Linked DNA regions of Mus musculus: regions 2 and 3 are each linked to region 1. A link is a loop called in an ENCODE intact Hi-C map of the cell type or tissue named here. Cell type or tissue: heart. All regions are shown on one strand.

Region 1 (8,000 bases):
ACAAGATATCTATTGAGGGATGAAAAATTCAACAAAAAGATCTTCATAGTCAACGTATAATCTGTGCTTTTCAGTAATTGAAAATGTAATATTTTAAGTGTAATTCGAGAGAATGTACTAGCACACCTACTGAAAAAGGTATTGAAATGAAGAAAATCAGTCTGTAGCAGTTTTAGAAAGCATGGTGGACTCAGACAGTAACTCCTAAATCAAGTGAATCGAGAACTTTCATTGGATGGAAAGGACCTTTACGTTTAAATCATTTTTTTTAAAAAGGCAAATAACTCCCATTACCGATTCTGTTCAGAAATTTCAAGTCATAGGACCTTTAGCATCTTATTTTTCTCCCAAGAGAAAGTATTTTTAATTTTTTGTAGAGAGTGGGTACAGAGACTACACCGTTTATCAAAACATGTATTTTTCAAAGAAGCAATGAAAGTCATGATTATCAGCTAGTTGGTTGTCAAAGGCCAAAACTGAAAATTTATTGATGTTAATGATGATAATCATGACAGTAAAAGTATCTAAATCACAGAAAAGCAATGCTGTTCCTAAGTGCTACAGAACAATTTGCAATGATTAGTGGGAAAGCGTGCTGATATACTGGAAGCAATATTTTGAAGGTCATTCAGCTATCAGCTTGCCTTAATGCTATTCAATTAAACACACACTAAAAAACTATGATTATTTATGGAAAGTATTTTGTAGTACTTGTAGAATAGTATATTACAAACTCTGGCTGGATGTAAGAACAGAAACGGCTGATCTAATGCACCATTAAGCAAACTGCATCTTTGCTGTACATGTTTAAAGCATTAAACTAATTACGATGAGGTTTGGGTTTTAGTATATCCGGCATATTTAATCTTTTTAAGAGCCTATCAAGTTGAATCACGGGACGCAACTTGTTTATGCTATAAGCAACAACATGCAATATTAACAAAGCACAATATCCTAGCTTAATTAGAAAAAGTCTATGTGATCTTAAATACATTTAGGCGTGTAACACCACATAGCTCTAATGTGAACTTAGATTTAATTATATTTGAAACTAATTTATATGACTTGCAACATTTTCTGTTCTTCTCCATCTCTCTGTACAGAATGTTGCACTAATGGTCTACTTAAAAGTGGCCTCTCTGGAGGATGATGAGGTACAGGATGGAGGCAGAGTCTTGATGGTAGGGAGAAACCCTGGCTGACATGATCGCAGGCTGGAACCCACCCCAATTTGATTGCTGGGTGGAGTTCATCCTGTCGTGTCAATTCTTTGAACTGTACCTTACAAAGACTCCTCTCATCTGGCCCCCTCCAATATATTCTATGGGCAGAATAACTTAGAGAGAAAAAGCAATTTTTCAATTCCCTTCTCTCCTCTTCCTCCTTTCCTTCTCTCCACACTGCTAACCCTCTTTGTCCTCCTTACTGTCTCATCTCTATCCTTTTATTTCCTTTCTATACCTCTCTCTCCTTTTGTCTTTCTTTCTGAGAGGATCTATGTTGCCCAGGCTGCCAGAACATCTGTAGTCTTTCTTTCTGTCTCTCCTTCTACAAAGCGCTCTGATTTCACATATGCACCACCACAACAAATCTCTATTTCCTACCCTTAACATTAACTTGAAATTAGGCAGTTAATGACCAGAGAAAGCATCTAAGAAGTCAATAGAGGCTGGCCTTGGTGTGCTTTCAGGCTATTAACTCTCTTTTTTGTGCCTGGACTTTGGCTTAATGCAAGAGAAATCTTTAAATTCCAAAACAAACAAACAAACAAACAAAGAGACGGAGTAATCGTTTTCAATACTCAAAATACATTTTGGCAGAGAAGTTCACTCTCTGACTGGTTGAGTATTTGGCAGAGAAGTTCACTCTCTGACTGGTTGACTAACCTTTACATTCAGCTGAACCTATGAGTGAAGGTGAAGCAAGTTCATTTATGGAGAGCAGAAAGGAGTCACCGCAGAACTGAGTCTCACAAGCAGATCAAAGGAGATCAAGACTACTTACCTTCACAAATCGTGACGCCATTCCCAGAGTACCCCTGGCTGCAGAAGCAGGCTTCCACACCATTGTGCACTTCGCACTTGGCATTGGGGAGACACGTTGTCTTGCTGCAGTTTTGTGTGTAGGAACAATTCAGCAAAGTGGAGAAACCCACTGAGGAAAATCAAGACATAGACCTTGTCAAAAACAGCAGACATCTGTCCCACCCTTGTGCTATAGACCAATACCCCCCAAACGCTCTTATTCCCTTGCCTTTAGAGAGATAAATTATAATAGTCCCTCAAATGACTCTCCTAGCTAAATCACAACAGAGAAATGACCAAGCCTACAGATTACGGAATATAGCATGTAAATTTTAGTAAAACTAAAACATGCTGGAGAATCCAGACTTATAATAAAAACCATGAGCTCATCATGTCCTGGAAACTCTGTATCCCTCTTCACTGAGGTGAACCGGCTACCTCAGAAGGTGTTGCCCCCCAGCAGAGCAGCTCACTTCTCAGGCTCTGGGAGTCACCCTTCTCTCCAGAATCGGGGTAAATTAAACACTTGGGTCTCTTCAAGACAAAATCGTTTATTTTTAAGATGTCACTTGTCACATACAGGAGAAGAAATGCACCAGGTCCCTTCCATGCTATTCGGCAATTGTCATTCTGCTCTTTTTACGACAAAAAAAAAAGTCTCTTACGTTAACTTGCATTGGAGAAATTAAACAATTCAACACGGTATGGTAAGATTGTACTCAGCACAAAACTGTGTTCTGGGGACTGTTAGGAACCGATAAGCAAAGGCATAGAGTGTTTCTTTTCACTGTCTTGTTCCAGGCCCTCTTAAGTGTGAGCTTGGTAGGGAACAGGGATGGATAACAAAGCCATTGTTCAGAAAACAGTTATCTTAGATAAAAGTGTCCTTATCTGGTACCAAGAAATTCCTACACTGTCAATTCTAAATCCCAGCCCTACATAAGACTATATGTACTTCCTAAACCTGAATTAATTTGCCTTCAGAGAAGTGATTTATTATCTGTCCCCGTGCATCACCAAAGCCAGGTTTTTGTAGCTTTAAAATGTCAGGAACTTTCTCTCACGCATTTGCATCTTAGATTCCCAGGTTTCTTGGGGCTGGTCACTAGAAAGGTCAAAACTGAGACTTCGGGGACTTTCGGGATTTCTCCAGGAAGAAAAAAGGTAATAGTCTTGAGCTGTGGGTTGCAAGGTCGAGAGTGGAAAGGCCGAGCAGAAAAACATCCTGTGAGAGCCTGCGTCTGTTTTCCTTTGGAGACCTTGCCAGACACACTTGACACTTGAACCCCAGCTAGTGAGAAAGCGCTTTCCCTGGTTCCCCGCAGGTGGGCGCGGTGCAGCCTCCCAGCCCAGCCCAACTCACCTAGAAGCGGGAGGAGTCTCATTGGAAGCCCCGGAGCTGGCGGCAGAGCGCTCTAGGCTAGAGTGCGGGTCTGTCCTGGAGCTAGGCAGGCACCGCAGGGTCTCGCTCTGTCCCCTGTGACGCACAGCTTCCTCCTGTCACTTTCCGGCCTCTTTTGTGTGAATGTGTGCACGGCCCAGACTCTGCAGGCCACGTCCGTCCGGCAGCCAGGCCCCTTCACCCAAACAGCCTGGACTCCAGTCTCAGCCTGTGGCCACAACTCCCTGTCAGATTACAGATGGGACTGTGGCTTCATATTGCTCATGGAGCAGCCACCAGTGTCCTCACAGCTTGTGCACTTAGATCTCACAGACCCATTGGGAACTCCTTCCAGCAGAGAGCACATCTCAGAAGGTTCCTGACTGCCTATCTATTCCCTGGTTTCTGTCCTGAAAGGAAAAGAGGCCAAGATTGGCAACAGGGTCTCTGTCACATTTTGTTGTTGGTGCTGCTCAGTTTTAACCCGATAGGAGATTAAAGGACCGAAGAGAAAAACTGTGGGGAAAAAAAGTCAGCTTCCCACCCAAAAACTGCGGAAGCACAAAGTATTCTTTTCTCTGTCAAGTCCATTTCACCACTGCAGCCCTTACCCATCCTACCCATCCGGCGCCTGTACGATTTGCGCATTACATCCAAGTTCCCTTTACTTGTTGGTACATGAATCTCCTGTGTAAATGACTATCTTTCAGGCTGGAGAACAGAAATGGCAGAAAGATCATAGGAGCCGGAGATGGCGGATGCCAATCACACAGACTGTGACATCACACACAAGACCTGCTCAGTTTCAGACCAGACATTGGACTCCAAGTACTACCCCTAACCAAGAAGTTACTTGCAATTTAATCCCCTGGAAAAGGGAAATCAAGATTTTTTTCAAAGAATTGTCACAAAGTATATCAGCCACACTGCAGGGCAGGCCCCCATGACCAAGAGTTGCAAAACCCACCACCTGTTATTTTGTGGGCTTTTTGTTTTGCTTTGTTTTTGGTAATTTTTGGTCTTATTTTGTTGTTGTTTGTTATTTGTTTTGGCTTTCATTTATTTGAGTGTGAAAGAAAGGATAAAATTAAGTTCAGTGGGCAGGGAGATGGGAAGGATTTGTGAGGGGTTGGGGGAAAAAAAGCATACTCAAAAATTCAAATGAATGAATGGATGAATAAAGAAATAGGCATTTACTCAAACAGAAAAAAACTGATTCTACCTTAAAAATTTAAAAGTAACTTTCAGACAAATTAATTTATAAAAGTGGAAAGTAAACATTGACCTGAAGTTGGGACAAGCTAGGAGATGAACTGTGAACGTGATCAAAGGGGATTCTGGGGCTACCCACATGCCACACGCCTTGACTGGGCTGGTGATGACATGAATGCATCTGTGTGAATGTTTATCAAATGGAATGTGCAAACTTGGTGCCCTGCACCGTGTGCAAGCTAAGAAAACTGCTTGACGGTGATGTAAAGAAATAACTGAAGTTCATTCCATCAGCACACACCGTTTTCCGTTATGAAGTGGGGGCATAACCCTGACACATCCAGTGTTTATCTGATGACTGCTGAGAGTCTACATTGCATGCATAGTATCCTCCCAAAATGAGCATTCGTGTCCCTCAGCTCCATGGAACATACAGTGATGAGGGCTCTATTGAAACCAGTCACCGAGGTGCAAGGAAAGCTAACGGTTGGGTGGCCCATCCCTTGTCCTTCACAGTGCTCCCGAGACACTTCCAGCTTAATTTATGGCGAGCAAAATAAATAAATGTGTAAGTTAACAATGTTCCTGAGAGTGATCCCACCACATGTGAAGCAAATGAAAACCAGAATGTCATGTGACTGCCCCAGACTGTCATGTGACTTTCCCCGCAACCCCTCAGCTAGCCCGGAAGCTGCTCTGGAAGGTAGCTCGGGATAGTTTGCTCCAAGCCTGTGTTGTGGGTGGGTGGTCCTGACAAAGTCTTTCTCTCCTGATACTTCCCTTTGTAGATTGTGTCAAGAAGGTGGAACTATCAGACAGTGCTAGTCAGGGAGTTTGAAAAGGTGATTATTTAAGTGATTAAATTTCATGAAAAAAGTGTTTACTAATTTTTTTTTAAATGATTTCTTTATTCTCTTTTTCTTTCTTTAAAGCAATGGGTAAAAGTAATATAGTAGAGAATTCCAGGACTATGTGAACAATGAAGCCCAAGGAGCTTTCTTTCAAAGGATAGGAGAAGTCTGCACATAGTTGAAGAAACAGCCAGTTATTGCCTGGGCAGGCCCTGCATGCTGAAGCTGAGACATTGACATGTGGATTCCTGAAAGAAATCAGGAAAAGTCAGAATTTTCCCACTGATTTGGTTGGGCCATGCAGGGATGCTGTGGCTTGGTTAGAATGCTTTGGAGATGGAGTGGGTGGAGATTTTCAAGTTGTTTTAAGTGGGAAAGCTTAGATTCTTCTACAAAGACAGGAAGGCTAGAATGAGGACTCACTTAGAAGGGACAAAAGAAATGACCCTGGCTTCGTATCTGAATCAGTCCAAATGGCATGTGTTTCTTAGGTCAAGAGAAACTGAGTTTTAGTGTACCTATACAGAAAGTAACTTCAAAGGGCTTAAATATAGAAACTCATTATTTTCAGACAAAAGTTATATACCGAGACACAATACCTATTTTAAGAAGTCATTAACCTAAAATAATTTACTCCACCTTTCTGCCACACATGTTTAAACTTTAGCTTGTCCCAAAGATAACAAGACGATAATAAAATCTTTGAAAATGTTATTCTTGCAAAAAAAAATAACAAAAGCAAATTAAAACTTGAATATTGTGTAAAACGTGTTTTCTCTCTGTGTGTTCTTATTAAATCTGGAAGTGAATTCATACTTCAAAGGATCATTTTATACAAAGAACAGAGTGCTTAATGATGCTTGAGTTTTACGATTGCCCATTACAAGATCAAAATTATTTTAAAATGCATTGTTTGAGGAAGCCTGTATTGTGGAAGGGGATAGACATGGGCTCACTGTATAACTCTGAATCCATTGTCTGTACAGTATTTCAGAAAGACATTGAAATTTTTGAAAATTTTCAATAAAAATATTGTGTCATTGAAGGGAAGCATTTTAGGAGCAGCAATTACAAAGGAATTGTGTGTGTGTGTGTATGTGTGTGTGTGTGTGTGAATGAATTCCAGAAGAGGTGGCCTGATGCAAAATGAGGTACCTGATTGCTAGGTAGCTGGAGTTACAGGCAATTGTGAGCTGCCTATGCTAGGTTCTGGGAACTGAACCTCAGTCCTCTGCAAGAGCAGTATTTGTTCTTAAGTTCAGAGCAATCTCTCCAGCCTCGTGTTTAAGTTTTGCAGACAGCAATCACCTAAGTCTTCACTTTGCTTAAAGTATAGCATGTGGAAAGAAGCCAGTTATAAGCTTCCTGTCTGATTGTGCTTTTGTGCATTGGTGCATTCTATGACAAAATGTGAGGACTTTGTTAGTTCAGTTTCTAAGAGCCAAAACTAACGGGAGAGCTTTGAGACGTTCTTGGGAAGGGCAGATTTTACATTGGAAGGTTTTTGCAGTGAAAGTCTAGGCTTAGCAGTTGACTTCATACTGAGTGGACTCTGGTAAAAGTATTACGGATACTTAATTGTCCCACTACATGGGAGCAGCAACATGCACCTGACAGAGGACTATGTGTAACACAATGTGGTACACAAGGCATACCAACATCCTACTTGCAACATTCAACACACCTAAACGCGGGGCATTAGTATACAGTGAGTATGAAGACATTCCCCAGAGCCATGTTTATAGTTCCCACATAGGGATACCATGTTCCCACACAGGGATACTATATTCCCACATAGGGATTCTATGCCCCTTCTCACGCCTTCCTTAGACTTTTTCCTTAGTGTAAATCTGGTGATTGGGAACAAAAAACCCATGGAAGGAGTTACAGAGACAAAGTTTGGAGCTGAGACAAAAGGATGGACCATCTAGAAACTGCCATATCCATGGATCCATCCCATAATCAGCCTCCAAACGCTGACACCATTGCATACACTTGCAAGATTTTGCTGAAAGGACCCTGATATAGCTGTCTCTTGTGAGACTATGCAGGGGCCTAGTAAACACAGAAGTGAATGCTCACAGTCAGCTATTGGATGGATCACAGGACCCCCAATGGAGGAGCTAGAGAAAGTACCCAAGGAGCTAAAGGGATCTGCAACCCAATAGGTGGAACAACACTATGAACTAACCAGTACCTCCCGGTCGTGTCTCTAGCTGCATATGTATCAAAAGATGGCCTATTCAGCCATCACTGGAAAGAGAGGCCCATTGGAATTGCAAACTTTATATGCCCCAATACAGGGGAACGCCAGGGCCAAAAAGTGGGAGTGGGTGGGTAGGGGAATGGGGGGTGGGTATGGGGGGCTTTTGAGATAGCTCCTGCATTGGGGGCCGTGTGACCCATCCAATAGCTGACTGTGATCATCCACTTCTGTGTTTGCTAGGCTCCGGCATAGTCTCACAAGAGACAGCTATATCTGGGTCAGTTCAGCAAAATTTTGCTAGTGTGTGCAATGGTGTCAGCGTTTGG
Region 2 (8,000 bases), 270 kb after region 1:
GAAAAAAATTAAAAATAAGTAAGTAAATAAATAAATAAATAAATAAAGTTCCGTAAGCTCATGATTGCAGCTAAGAATCTTCTGTGTAGAGACAGCACTAACGTTGATTTCTCTGTTATTAAACAATCTTCATCTCATCTGTTCCCACAAACACTTAAACTTAATCAAAAGACTCCTGTCAAAGTCTTCCTGCAGAAAAAGGATCCCTCACAGGATGTTTCAGCGGGACTGCAGTGTTGGCTCTTTGCTGGGATTTGAGCCCTGCCCTGCCACCCTCTGTGGAGATACTGGTCATGACACAATCCATACACTTGTCAGACAATTCTTCAAAATGAATGGTTTACCACAGATGCAAGAGTAGACACATGTACATATTCTACTTATACTACTACTATGGAGAACACTAATATAACATTACCCAACATTCCTTACATAATAAACATGACACTTCATGATTAAACATGACAAGCTAGTTTGCAATATGTATGTACCAGAAAGAGAATATTAGTGGAGTTCCTTAGATAATACACAGCTTTTCATGCACTCTTATTAGTTGACTTTGCTTCCAAATATGCATCGAGTATTAGAATGTCCTATAACTGATGTTTGGTGTAAAGATTTCCTGTTTATTTTTTTCAGTTGATAGTGGGTGGACTATCTTCTTTTAAATGCACGGTACTTTTTTGTCTCATTATAAATTATTAAGTAGTTAACTTTGATTATGCCATAGGAAGAAATGTAGCAGGTAGGAAAGACATAATAATATGTCTCAAATAATAGTCCTAATTTACTTCACTTTTAGTGTTAATAAATGCAATTTTAAAAGAATATTACAGATACCTTAGTTCAAGATGTCAACATAAACTACCATGTAGACATTTTATATGCTTAGATAAAAATATTCCTTATAGCTTTGAAATAAATAATTCAAGATCTAGGTGCCCAAAGATGAGTGTCAGTGAGGGACTTCCTCAGAGAATTGGGGGGGGGGGCTTTACTTTATTTTATTTTGATCCTATTTTTAAGGGATTCAGGATTCTCCTTCATGACTTAACCTAAATATTATCCAGAGATTTCACCCAAGAGTATTGGAGTTAGAACTTCAACCTATGAAGTTAATGACTATTTGTTTAAAATCATTCAGTTCATAATAGAAGCAAACAAATTCCAGAGACCCAAGATGGATCAGTAAATAGACTTCTAAGTCTTCCCTAGTGGGGCTGGAGAGATGGTCATCTTATAAAAGTAGAAGTCCTGGGTTCTGATTTCAGCACCCACAGAGCAGCTAAGAACTTCCTCTCACTCAAGTTCCAGGATATCTGAAACTCTCTTCTGGTCTCTGTAGGATCCTGCACACATATAATTGCTCACACACATACTCATAAATAATAAATAAATAATTTTAAATATACTTAGTCATACTAATTCCTTTTCTGACACATTGGGTAATGGTAAAAAAATGAATATAAACTTATATATTTAGCATGTACATAGTTATTACTAATATTGAACATATAATTTGAGATATGTGTCATTAGATAATTTGCCACTTATCAAGAACATAGAGAATGTTTGCAGAATCTGAGATAATACAGATCAATTTTTCCATGTATTTATTGATGTAACCACAATGTAGTAAACAGGTGATGTACAATCATGCCCTTGTCTTAACAGGCCATACTGTTTGAAAACAATAAGCAGTCCAGTTTATAGGACCAGATTTTAAAATTATGATCAACAGAAGGGAAAATACATGTATTCATGATGTTACTTAGTCTTATAATGTATTTTATGCTACAGATGATACAATGTGTTACATTCTACATGACTGGAATAACATGTGTACTCTAGTACCACTATGAACACATGGATGCTGGGCTTTGTGTTGTTTGTCATATATAAGTACCTACTGCATGATTAAACAATATGAAAATTTCTATGTCATTTTAATCATATGAAACCACAGGTGCAAACACACACACACACACACACACACACACACACACACACAAACTGAAACCATCTTAAATATGTGTATTTTAATTTTCAATTATTATATATATAATCAAACATTATTTCTATATATTATTATATACAGACCATGCCTGTGACAAGTAAAAAAGTAATATTTGGGATTGATCAAGGTTATTCAGAAAGTTAAACTATGATTTTATAGGTAATGTAAAAAAGACAACATTAGTTTTTAGATTGAGATATTATAGTTGATAATTGTGATATTAAATATTCTATTAAATATTCTGTGGAATTTAAGTAATTTCTTGAGTTTTGTAGGACTTACCCCTAACATTATAGAGGAATAGACTGCAGCATTGATGGAGTAAGGAGGTTCACACTTCCCATGGTGGTCTCGCATAACTGTCTCTGTGAGCAAACATTCCTATGTTTGCTATGCTTCTACACTTATTTGCTGTTTCACTTATCATGTGAATGCTGAATCCAGGGCCTGGTCCTTAAACTAGGGCTTTTCTTCTCTAACTACAATCTCAAGAGCAACCACACTCCCGTAAACCTTGGGACTCTAATGATTCTGAGTCTTATGCCTAGTTCCACTAACGCACAGAGACCTTCCCTAAGCCTAGCTACCACTGGGTCAATCATTTCTTTTTTGGAATGTCCGGTAGATTGTTCTAATTATGTGAGCTCATTTCCTTGTTTTCCTTTATAAATTTGCTCTCTACTATGATTTAAAGGAAAGTAAAAAGCTTCACTGACAGAAGTATAATTCTTTACAATGTTTGTTAAATCACAGTAAAGATGAAACGTGAAAGAAGGCTTTTCATACGATTTCCAGGCGGGGCAAGGTTCTGTTCACACATCTCAGGCTGTAACTGCACAAGGAATGCCAGATTCCTTCATCATCTGACCTCTGATGATAATTATTTTAGCCAATAATCAGTGTCACTTCCTCTCTGTGTGTCTCACCTTCAGTCTCTATGCAGACATGAGGTCCTATGTCTTTATTTGTGCCTGGGCTCTTGCCATTATCATACCTATTCCCACAGGGTACTTCAAATCCTTATGTCCTCAAGTCAAGAATGAGTTACTTTTATACGTAGAATTCTGGCACTAGCTATTGAGATTGAAATTAAATCTCACATCATCACTCAAACAGTAGCAGAACTGCTTTTCTCACAGGAACATGGTGAGTACTTTTTAATGAGGGGATGCTCATAAGGAAATTAGCACTATGATTGTGATGAAGTCAGTTCTCAGTTCAGATCAATCATGTTTCTTTTTGGTGTTTTTATTGTGTTGATAAATAAATTCGACTAAATAGTAAAACTGGAAACATGAGAAACAGACACACAGACACTCATACACACATGCACATGCACACACACACACACGGTGGGGGGGAGGGAGGGAGAGAATAGTTTGTTTATAAGAACTTAGTTCTAAGAAGGCAGATATGCTCCTTTACTGTTTCTGAAACAGGAATTTCATTAGTCTATATTTCTTAAGACTAAGATAGAAAACTGTTTTCACTGCCCCGGCAGTTCATACCTTTATACTCCTAGGTTGCTGTATCTTTAAGCCCTCATTAAAGAAGCTACTTTTGAAAGTATATGACAATTCACACAGGGGTACATAACTAGTCATCTAGTCATGGTGCAGAGAATAAGGTGTTATTTAATGCTTGGTACTAATTTGGAACATCTGTCTCACAGCCTCTCTTCCCTGTGAACAGGGCTCATTATATGAGAGGGTAGAAAGATTTTAAGAGACAAAGGTAGTGGAGATCTTTAGTTTCCCAGCAAACTACAAAGAAACATATGTATAACAATGTGGAAGAAACTAAACAATAGTTGCCATGAAGAAGTTACATAATTAAACACCAGCTCCATAAATTTGTAATGCTCATCCATGTGACTATTACAGCCACCCAACAAATAGATAGACAAAAGATGTTCTAATTTATTAGCTTAATTAAGAGGTAGCTTCCAAGTTACTTCCCCTCTGGAGTACAAAAGAAAGTATCTGTTGTCAGTATTGAAACATTGTTCTGCCATCCTGTCAATATTGAAACATTGTTCTGCCTCCATCCTGATTCTGTAATTGTCTACACTGAGACATTGTTACATTGACAGCTTGCTGTAATCAACTTTATGGAGGCATTTCACCTCTCCTCTCCTATTTCAGATCACTTCTTCTGTTGCCTGGGAGACTTGGGTTAGCTTTCCCCTACTTTCATCTACTTATCTGGTCTTCAGAACCAGGTTTCTTAATTGTGTCCTGTCCCACCGTTCAGTATGTCCAAGACATCCTCAGATCAGTCTCCCTCCAAGCACTCCATCCTCTCATCACTGAGAATCTGAGATGGAGTGAGATGAATTGAAAGAAAAATGACTCTTTTTGCTCCCAGTCATCATACCTTCTCCATTTCAGTCAAACCATTTCCTCCTCTCCTCTCCTCTCCTCTCCTCTCCTCTCCTCTCCTCTCCTCCCCTCCCCTCTCCTCTCCTCTCCTCTCCTCTCCTCTCCTTTCCTCTCCTCTCCTCTCCTCTCCTCTCCTCTCCTCCCCTCCCCTCTCTTCCCTTCCCCTCCCCTCTCACAACACAGATTGGATTCAACTCAAAGAACTATTTCTAAACAGGTACACATGCTCCTTGGTCCTATTGACCTTTCCTTTCCATGACCTCTGGCGGGTGGTGGCTAGAAGGGAGGTTAAGAAGTACACTTATTAAAGTAGGCTTAGAAAAATAAAAGCCTACACTTCAGGTTTGTCATCCACATGGATTTTGGCAAAAATAAAAAGTGACATGTCAGCTGGACCATGCATAAGAACATAGGCACAGAACTTCACAGCCCATCTTGTCATGAACTGTAAACACTTAACTGCTCAGATTGGCTGATGAATAAAACGTGAAGTAGTGAGGAAATTGAAATGGATATGGAAAAGCACATTCCAAGAGATGGAAGCTGAGGTCAGCCTATGCATGTGAATTGGAATATGAAAACTGAATCTTATAAGTAAGAAAAAAAGAGTTGAGCCCTGGTGGCTGAGGCTGTAATTCCACGCACTCAGAAGGTTGAAACAGTAGAACCACAAGTTCAAGGTCTGTCCGGACTACAGGTGAGTTCACTGTCGGCCTGGTGGGCTTAGTGCAACCATGTTTTTAAAAAAAAAGAAAAAAAGAAAAAAGAGAGCCTGAATCTCTCTTAGCAGTACAGTATCTATCTAATGTTTGCTGGACCTGGACTTAGTCTTCAGCATTGAGTGTGTGTGTATGTGTGTGAGTGTGTGTGTGTCTATGTGTGTACATGTATACTTGCATATATGTTTATGTGTGCACATAGGTGTATATTTGTACACACACACACACACACATATGTGTGTGTGTGTACATATAAGCATGTGTGCTTGTCTATGCATCTGTGTATATGCTTGCTATGCCTGTGTATGTACATGCATGTGTACATATGTGTGTATGTGTGGACATGCTTATTTGTGTGTTCTTTGCATGTGTGTATGTGTGTGTGTGCATGTGCATGCATCTGTGAATCTCTCTGTGTGTGCCTATGTTTGTGTGTGCCTGTGTGTATACATGCATATGAGCATATATATATTACTGCATGTATAAGTACATATGTGTGTGCATGTGTGTATTTGTATGGGTGCTTAGGTATACAATCAACAGTCAACTTTGAGCATGATTAGTAGTGTTTACCAGTATTCAAGAGTAAACTGATCTGCTTTGTGGGCCTCATGGATTTGGCGGAGATTTTATGAAATGACATAGGCTAGAGAAGCAGCTCACTCACCCTTTTAGTCCAGAGCCTGAAAAACTAGAAGACGCATACTGCTTGAGACAAATGATTCCATTAGAATTCTGTCCAGAAAACAAAGGCCCTCCTGAGTTTCATTCTGGGAATAACTAAGCACAGAAAAGTAAAAGCAAAAGGAATTTCTGCATAGCTAGATGATGAAAATTGTTTCAAGTCCACAATATAACATAAAGCAACAATGGTGCTAATCAGCGTCGGCTAACTCTTGAGCAATAGTCTCTAAAACTAGAGAACCAGTGCTGTCCTCACCTGCTGCTGTCCAGGCAAATATCTCTTCAGAGCTTCTACTGGAGAACATCAACTCTGATGTCATCACAGCCTGAGGATAGGAACTCTTGGATTCCATGCTCTAAGATACATGCTGGACCACAGAGGGGAGCAATAACATTTTGCGGATCAACTGTATTATGTCACTGTATATTTGATACAGCACTGAGGATATTTGACTGAGTGTTCATGGTACTCATAAAATTAAGAAGTGTGTATGCATGTGGACAGCTTTAATCATTCTCATGCATACAGTCAAGAAAAAGGTATACAAAATCAATTCTATATAAAAAATGAGGGGCTTATTTGAAATCCAACATATGGATAACAACGGAGAATATGAAGTGTTTTGTTCTGTCAACATCTGTTGCTCCAGTGTTTGATCCCTCATCCTAGTTTTAACACTATGATACAAATCATGAAAAGAAAACTCTATGGAAATGAGTACAATCATTCCTTTGTATTAGAATACAAATAATTTGAGTATTTTAAATAAAATATGTAGTCCCTGAAATAAAACATGTTTAGTCAAGTGTATTGAAGAATACACTTTCACTTGTACAACAATCTATGTAACATGAAATTCCTACATGATTTGTTTTAATGGAATACCATAATCCATTATGCAAAGTTGGCAAATACTTTCCATAAGTGCACTCCTTTGTGTGTGTGTGTGTTCCTGTGTACATGTGGTGGTGGTATGTATTCATGTGTGAAGGCTAGATGTTTACTGGCTGACTTTCTCTGCTGTTCTCCATTTTACTATTTGAGTCAGGGTCTGCAGCTCACTGTTTAGGCTTGTCTAATGCAAGAGCATAAGGGATCCTCCTCTTTCTGCTCCTCAGCACTGGACTCCACTTACATCAGCTTATTAAGTTGACGCTGAAGGTTTGAACTCAGTTCTTCACCCCTGTACAGCAACTGAACCGCATCCCCAATCCCTGGATCCTTTGAGTATACTCCTGACATTCCATGCACTCCAATCTGCTACCGGGAGCCTCCTGAAGTCTATAAATTTCTGAGACTTTAAGAGAAAATGTATTTTACCTTCTTAATCCAGGATTTTTGACTAAACATGCTTTATTACAGATACTAAAAGAAATATATGTTTAATTACATTTTAAATACACAGGCTGATTTAACCCTATTTCTATGCTAAAATTATGTATGTTTCATTTTTATGCTCTTGCTTATTACAAGAGTCACTCCGTATCTCTGGTTTCACTTTCTGTGGTTTCAGCTACCCATGATCAATTACAGTCTGAAAATGATAAATGGAAAATTACAGAAATAAATAATTCATAAGTTTCAGTTGCACAGTGGCTTGAGTAGTGTGCAGAAATGTTTTATGCTCAGGATGTGAATCACCCTATTGTGGAGCACACAAACACTGTGTGCAACAACTGTCAATTGCCTCACAGTAGAATTCCTGTCATCAGATCAAGCACCACACCCTCCCCAAACTGTATCACTGATAACATTCTTTTTTTTTTTTTTTTAATCATGCAGGCCTTGTGTTGCCTTATATCATCCTAAGGGCAGGGGTGAATATAGTGTAGTATTTTGAGAGACAGCAAGAGCATATCTACTTAGCTTCTATCACAGCATCATGCCACAATTGCTGTGCTTTATTGTTGGTTGTTGGTGGCTTCTTGCCTAGCATATAAGCTAATCTTTATAATAGCTCTAGATAGGAGAAGTATTACCTACACTCTGTTTAAGGTATAGGCGTCTTCTAGGTCGGTGTCCACTGATATCTCTGTAGGTAAGTGGAAGCTGCTTAAGATCATCTTAAATATTGCACACAAAATGACTCCTTAAACAAATAGTTTGGGTGGAAAGGAGCTTCAGTATTAGACAGGCACATATCTATAAATGAGGGTTGAAATCAGAATAAAATATTTATTACTTTAGCACTTATTCTA
Region 3 (8,000 bases), 56 kb after region 1:
ATGGATAAACATACGGAGACTCCTGGACGGTTGATAACACTGGTAAAATACCATTGTTGAAAGACACAACGTTGGGTCTACCTTCACAGAGACCACATTGTAGCTGCATGCTGTGTAAATAACGCCTCTGTTCTTCTGGGGGGTTGCCCCTTTCTCAACCATCTTCCTCTGATATCTGCCAGTAACCACAGGATCACACAGGAGTGATGAAATTTCATCTAGCTATATTTGGTAGGGTAGCTTGTCCTTTACCATGATGATGGAAGTAACAGAATACAACCAGCACACACCAGATCCAAGAGGAAGGAAAAGACATGCTGAAAATATGACTAACAAGACAAAAGAAGGGAGAGACTAGGAACGTATGGAGTAGAAACAACTCAGGGCCTCGATGACTTCTTTCAAATGGTAAATTCAGAACTTCATAATGTAGACTTTGAAACGTATGAGGTCAAAGAAATCCTCTCCACAGTTTCTTTCTTTTCTCCAAATTTTGACTTCATTTCTTCAGTTTAAAAACTTGAATAATGAATCTAACTCATTGAAATAAAAATAAGAATATCTGTTTAATTTAGAAAAATTTCACTGAATATCTACTTTCAGCTTTATCTAGCTACATTTCTTACAAACCTCTGTGCAGTAGTTGCTTCTTTTGTGATGTACATTATAGGTACATGTGAAAATGGAATGTATGTCCGGGAAAATGAAACAATCACTTTCATGTAAATAGCAATAAACCTCCAAGAAGCAAGAATGTGGAGAATAATTTTCTCACTGATTTCACAGGGGCAGGACTGACAAACTAGTTTTGAAGACATCAGGCAAACAGGCAAAAAATTTTTAATGATAAAAGAAAAAATACAAGAAGCTGAATTTTTAAAAAGTCCTCCTCCCTCCCCCAATTTCCACAGTGTCAGCTGGGCTTCATTGGCAGCAACGCTCAATGAGGCCAATAACATGAATGCCACGTCCACGGCATAGGGACATCACCTATCACAACGTTCCTTCAGAGGCTATTGATTTTTCAATGTGTTGCACGAATAGACAGGTTAGTTCACCTAGCAGAGGTCAAACTGCAGAAAATGAAAATCTTATTTAACAAATAAATCATATAATGCCCTCTGCCTATTGCTGTGGCCCAATATGTAATAGCAACATTAGCTGTAAATGATGGCGGGTCAACATTCTTGAAGACATCAGAATACATCAAAATCAATCTAGACTTGTGTAGGCAATGGTCAGTCCCTGTGTGGAAAAACAGCTCTTAAGGAGGAGAAGTTTTCAATTCTAATTTCTCCCTGTGGATTTCTAAGTTTCACCAGATTTGAAACGGAAATGTCTTAAGATTTAAGGAATGGGGCAAAGGGTAAGAGGCTGGGATGAAAGTCAGAGGGAGGCAGCTGCGGCTGTTACTATTTATGTTGGTATCCTAGCTCGGCCTCTCTGCTATGAGTCAGAGCTCTCAACAGACAATGAAGTTCTGGGATGCCTTTTGTCCTTTCTTATCTTTTGCACAACAGAGTTTTTATCATGTTCCTCTTCAGATTTTCTCTGTCAACCTGAATAGTTTACTAGTGCAGAGGGCCCTTTTAAGTGGCTGCTGGGGGTGGAGACCAGTCATAATTCAGATGGAGTGGTTTCCCCTGGGTCAGTGTGCACTCCTTCCTATCTGACAAACAAATGACAACTGTGGATTGGAAGGATCAAAATCAAGCCCAGACACCTTAAAGGTTTGGTTTCCTTTTCTCTTATAAAATAGGAAGTTCCGTCTCCCCACCTTTTCCTTTGAAAAAATGCAGAACTTGTTCCTAATGTGCTGGGAAGTGGAGAGAGGGTGGGGTGTAGAATGCTCATCCTCCTGACCCAGGCCATCAGTCCACCTAAGGTACAATGCGCCCACACTAGCTTCAACCTTTTAATTCATTTCCTCCGCTGGTTATAAATGAGGTTGCTGTGTTTGTTTTGTCTTGAATGAATCTCACATTTCTGAATACAATAAGTATAGTAAAATGTAAATAAAATATTAAGACCCAGAATGATCTTGCATTCTGATAGGACAATGCCTGCATCTCCCTGTTCCTGGGTTTAGTCTCATCATGCTACGTGCATGCAGATCTTGTTCTGGCTTCAGTCAGCTGTTAGGGTCAAGCAAGTGTTTCTTATGCTCTTTAACATTAAAAGCTTAACATTAAAAGCTTATGCGTTCATGAGAACTTAATCTCGAAACTCCTTTGAATTAAATTCTAAGTATCTAAGTATCACTTTACACACTTTAGACTTGCTGGTTTTGATTATTCAGTAACAGTTACATTTCTGGGCTTTACTGAAGTTGCTCCATTTTTGAATCTCTTGTTCCATCTGGTGTAAGTGACGTTAACAGTGGGTGGAGCATCTTGCCATTTCCTTCAGCTTTGTTTGCTACCTAATTTATGGACGTAAAAACCTCTCTGTGCTGTTATTGTAAATGACTATCACTTATCAGAGAATGTGCAGAGTATTGACAGATTGATTGATTGAGAGAGAGTTCAAGGACATTTGTGTGCAAGAGCTGATGAATTGCCTAAGCCTATCAATTCTTAGCCTTCTTCTTCCCCCTCAAAATAAACGAACACACAAAATATTACTTGCTGACAACTAGTGACATGAAGTTATTGATTAAAGAATTTAAGTGCTTGTTTAGGGAACACAGCGGAAGATCACTAATATTATCGCCTTGGAATAACCTTTATAATCTTCCTTTTTATTCTTTTTAAGAGCTAAGTGAAGATGGTTAGGAAGTATCACTTAGAGATAAATCCCACCGCCACACAGCAAAAATTCCAATATATTTACTCTTCATGGCTAGAGAAAGTCATTCCCAGAAGACATGGGTTATTAAATGAAAATCGCAGTACAAAGTTTAGGAGTTACTGTCAGCAAGGCCCCAGAGGTCTTCAAAACAACACAAACGATTGTCATTGTCCTAGGTTACATCCCATAACTGCATGGCAAGTCCCCTGTTGCTGAAGACACCACATGCTTTGGCTGACTCAGAAACCCCCTCCCTGCTGGGTAGTGTCCAAAGTGTATAAGGTTCCATGCAGCCTGCTGAGAGAGTAAGCCACCTTCTCTAATGTAGAACCAACCCTTACAAGCTTCACTGCTTACCTGCCAGGCAAGATGTGTCTTGTACATGCTTCTTATGGGCTAACTGATTTCTGATTGGATGGAGGTCTGATCTATAGGAGAGAATGTGTTCCCTCCCCCAAGGGGGGGGGGTACACATAAGCCCTGTATAAAGGATTCACTTAGATTTCTGTGTGTCTACAGTAAAAATATTTAAAAAGAATATTTTTTATGTAGTCTAGTCACCTGGCTTCTCAATTTCCAATAGTGTTCTCTCCTGTATTACAATCACGTGGTTCTTTCTGCCTGTGACTGCTATCAAAGCATTCAGAACTTATTTCATCCGTTTCTTTCCTAATGTGTTTTAAGCACCTGCATTGTTCACACGTAACAAAAGGCACCAGGATGGGGGGGGGTTATTGAGACGAAGATGGTGTTCTCATATACTCAAAATTAGGATTAATTTTAACTGATCAATTAAATACAGTATTAATTTTAATGCCTTGTGATACTCTCTGGATAGTTTGGCTCAGAATGCCAGGTTTCATAGATGTTGCCCAGCATGGTTTAAAGTTAATAGTTTATATTATGTTTTCTACTAAATATGAAAACTCCATGGCTTTGAAAACTAATCACATCCTTTATGAATTTTTTTAAATTCTCAAAAACAATAACAGGGGAGCAAGAAACTATACTTACTGTGGCATTCAGTATCTCAGGGTGGAGTGAAGGGAGTAAGATGTATAGATGTTAGAGATCTTTGGGAGGCAGATTTGCTTTAGTTTTGGAGATGTTCTCCACAGTGTAGTAGAGATGGCTGTTTTGGTACAGAAAGTGGCTTCCTACAGCCTTATGAGCACTTCCTCAAATCTTAAAAATTAGCTCATTTTCGTGGATAAAGATGTTCACAGCATTCCAATACAGCTTTCCAAGAAGCAACATGGAAACCATGATGACTGCACTTGGCACTTGATAGACACAAATCTGACTATAGAAAGTTCCTGTGTGGCTAAGTCAGGCATTTTGCTTAAGCTATACTGCCCCCAGAGTACAGTTACCTCAGACAACAAACTGAAAAGGGCAGCTGCTATGGACTGCATCTCAGGAAGCTGAAAGAACATACCTTATCTTAATGGATCACTGTCAGAAAGCCTGACTTGTAAAAAAAAATACAAAACAGAACTATCAGTCAGTCAACATAGTTGTGAAGGGTGGAACAGGGAATCTGCAGTGCAAACAGTGACATTCAGAAATCCACCCAACTGGAGAAATTCCTTTCTACTCAGATTAGAATAAGCATTACTTTTAGGTCTTCAGTCTCTCTTTTTTGTAAGCTTAGAAATTACAATAATGCCTACTGGTTTCTATCTTTCAGTACGAGTGTGCACATAATGTACTGATCATTCTTAAAATGTTCTTGACAGAAGACATCCCCTTTCATCCCAGTGCAAGTAAATGTATAATTAGACAATAAGAGGTTTGTTTTTTACTAGATTGAAAATGCTTTATATTTGCAAATTGTGTATATTTCCAAAATACAAATTTGGATTTAGGAGAGGAGAAGTAGGGGCTTAAAATTTCCATCAAAAAGATAAATGGGAGAAAAAAAATCTTCCTTTTCCTGTTTAATTTTCTTCAAGGTTAGAACTGAGGGCAGTGTACATTTTCTTCTCGTTGTCGACCACAGTAAGCACGTGCTTAAATGTGTCTCGCTACCAGGAATGTCTCCTAGACTCACACAAGCAACCTTTTTTCTAAATGTGCATTCATAAGGCAACAACAGAGAAATATGAAATCCCTTCAGTTATTAAATCACATCCAAGAGTTCCCTGGATTCCATTTTCAAGTAATAAGAAGCCCCGATGGCTGCAGAAAGAACATCCAGGTTAAATATAGCTGTCACTATATGGAGTTCACTTGAAGAATGGACACAGGGTGCTTAATGATGACCTCCTGCCCTCAGCTATTGATGTGAGTTTCAGAGAAACTTCATATCCAGAATGCCTTCTCCAGGGAAATCAGCTCTGGACATTGGAGCGTCACCCTCAGCTATTCCAGACCTTCTTATGGATACACTGCAGGAGGGATCTCCCCATGGTGACCTCTATTTCATAAAGTTGAGATATGTCCCCATATTGTCCAGTCTAGAGCAAAAGAACAGAAATTAGTAGGACATATTTATTCTCCTAGGGGAAAATGCATGAATACTTTCTGCCATGTAATCTTGAAAATCAATATTTTAAATGAGATATACCCCATCTCCTGTATGTGATTGTGTGTATGTGATGTGTGATGTGTGTGTGTGTGTGTGTGTGTGTGTGTACAGCATGTGCATATGTCTTTCTTCTGTATGCATAGATTTTACATTACATATACATTGAATAACAGATAAAGATATTTGGAAATTATATATGCAGACATTCTAAGCAACACAATAGAAGTATTTGTATTGAAAATCAATTAAATTGCTCTCCATAAATAAACACAAATACTTCAAACACAAAAGCATAGAAGATGTGTTCAAGAGAAGACGTGTTCAAAAAATAAGTAAGTAATTCGTCATTTGGTGTAAAGGAGAGGAGAATTCTTGGTCTTGATATTCTGAGGGTCCTGAAATATATTTTCCACAGAACTTAAGAGACAATTATATTCATGTTCATATCTGCTATATGCAACAGTTTCTAAAACTGCTATAGAAGTCCCATAATTCTATATCTGTGATGGAGAGTTTATATCTCTATCATGTCAGTGCTCATGTGATGGATATTAAGAGAGCAATTATGCATAGTACCCTATACATGAATTGACACAGCTCTGCGCAACACTGTGAAATATATTTTCTTAGTATTATCAACAAAAATAGCTCTCATGAGATACAGCAGAGATTAGTATTTGTCCCAGTGTCGACATGCATGTGTGGATATTGAAAATTATAAACATTTTATTGCTCTGTTCCATATTTTCAAAAAGTTCTTTGATTTTCTCTTTGAAAATAAAAATACATTGAAAGAATCTTTCTGATTTCTTGGAAAGAATGTAGCCAGAAATTCTTAGAAAGTTCTTGCTATTACAATACTACTTAGCTGTAAATTTGGGAAAGGTTTTTTTTGTTGTTGTTTTTTTGTTGCCTTTTTGTTTTTTTCATGTATTTTTTAATCGTTTTTGCTAAATATAAATTTGGCAGAAAGTTTGAATGCAATGGTGAAATATTTTTGGATATTGTTTCATTCAGCACATAATGACTTGGTTCACTATTCAAATATCTAATAAAATATGTATTAAATGAGCAGGATTTGGTTGACATGGACGCTTATTAGAAAATATACTGAAAACTAAGGGACAGTCTACATGCAGCCCTAGAGGTGCAGGAGAGGAGGCCAGAAGCCTCTTGTGGATACAGTATCACCTCTTCACTGTAGAGATAATTATGAATAGGTTTTCTTTGATTTTAGGATATGCTTTTGAAGCAAAGTGGTGAAAACAAGTTGGAAAGGAGAGCAGATGCACACACTTTAGTAGATCTCTAACGAGGGGAGAGGCTCATGTGAATAAAGATACAGAGGGGGCTTCCTGTCAGCAGAAGCCCATGGCTAATGTCATCTCCAAGTCTCCCTGCTGGGATACAGGCCTGAATAAATGTCTAATGTTATATATCCCATTCTTATAAAAAAAGGTAAAAGCTATAACTAGCCACAGCCCCAAAACCAAAAAATGACATTTCTATCTTCTTTTACTCTCAAAATATGTTTGGAAATACCCAAAGGACATAAATATTATTTAAAAACGAGGAAAGGGGATAAAATTTGAAATGTAAATAAAGAAAATATCTAATAAAAAAGAAACACAAGATCTATAATATAGGGAAGAATAATGTGATGTGCATATATATGTATATATATGGAATAAATTAAACAAGATATTAAAAAAGTTTCTTATTGCAAATGTCTTTTTTCTTTGTTTTGTCATACTAGAGTTTATTTGCTTTTGTTTTATCTTATTTTATTTTTACTATTTTTAGATGTCTATTCATTTTCTAAGAAGAGAGAGGACAAAAAGGTGAGAATTTTGCTGGAAAGGGAGAAGGGTAGATCTGTTAGTAGTTGAGACATGAGAAACCATAAACAGAATATACTATATAGAAAAAAACTGTTTTTTAAAAAAGCAAAGAATATTTTCTTGTTCTACATACAATTCTAAGATAGCTCTAGTGAGTCAAGTTTTGGGTTTTACTTTTTGTCTTAGCATAGATTCTTTTTCACTTCCATGATAAGATAACAAGTTATGTTTCTTCCATTAACTGTTTTGAGAAATTCATTTAGAGTCTGTTGCTTTCTGAAGTTTCCTGTTGATGCTGGGGTTGATTTATTTTTTATTTTTTATTGGCTATTTTCTTTATTTACATTTCAAATGTTATCCTCTTTCCTGGTTTCCCCTCCGAAAAACACCCTCCCTCCATCCCCTCCCCCTGCTCACCAACCCACCCACTCCCACATTCTGGCCCTGGCATTCCCCCACACTGGGGCATACAGCCTTCATAGGACAAAGGGCTTCTCCTCCCATTGATGTCCAACTAGGCCATTCTCTGCTGAAAATGCAGCTGGAGCCATGAGTCCCACCATGTGTGCTCTTTAGTTGGTGGTTTAGTCCCTGGGAGCTCTGGGGGTACTGGTTAGCTTATATTGTTGCTCCTCCTATGAGGCTGCAAACCACTTCAGCTCCTTAGGTCCTTTCTCTAGTTTCTTCCTTGGGGACCCTATGCTCAGTCCAATAGATGGCTGTGAGCATCCACTTCTGTATTTTTGAGGCACTAGCAAAGCCTTTCAGTATAGAGCTATTTCAGACTCCTGTCAGCAAGCACTTGTTAGCATCCACAATATTGTCTGGGTTTGGTGATT

The links. Hi-C counts contacts between places; a loop is a spot of excess contacts. Peaks named below come from ENCODE experiments on the same cell type or tissue, not always from the same donor. Only the 100,000 strongest peaks of a DNase experiment are listed, where the experiment ranks them.
Region 2: a loop joins it to region 1, with 2.1 times the contacts of the local background. A loop is called at or near these places in 3 of 42 quality-filtered maps.
Region 3: a loop joins it to region 1, with 2.2 times the contacts of the local background. A loop is called at or near these places in 2 of 42 quality-filtered maps.

Annotation. Positions count from the first base shown.
Region 1 is chr3:151,433,392-151,441,391 of GRCm38, reverse strand. It overlaps Adgrl4 (adhesion G protein-coupled receptor L4), which reads right to left and starts at 3,510. Exons shown (of 16, transcript NM_133222.3): 1 at 3,388-3,510; 2 at 2,005-2,154. The coding sequence starts at 3,409. In heart, a CTCF peak has its summit at 3,361; DNase peaks (open chromatin) are centred at 1,221 and 3,481; H3K4me3 peaks cover 1,002 bases; H3K27ac peaks cover 1,048 bases.
Region 2 is chr3:151,160,180-151,168,179 of GRCm38, reverse strand. No RefSeq gene overlaps it. Among named protein-coding and RNA genes, the nearest start is that of 4930555A03Rik, 130 kb to the left of the region's middle. In heart, no CTCF peak of the experiment used is centred here; no DNase peak of the experiment used is centred here.
Region 3 is chr3:151,377,234-151,385,233 of GRCm38, reverse strand. No RefSeq gene overlaps it. Among named protein-coding and RNA genes, the nearest start is that of Adgrl4, 57 kb to the left of the region's middle. In heart, a CTCF peak has its summit at 4,141; no DNase peak of the experiment used is centred here.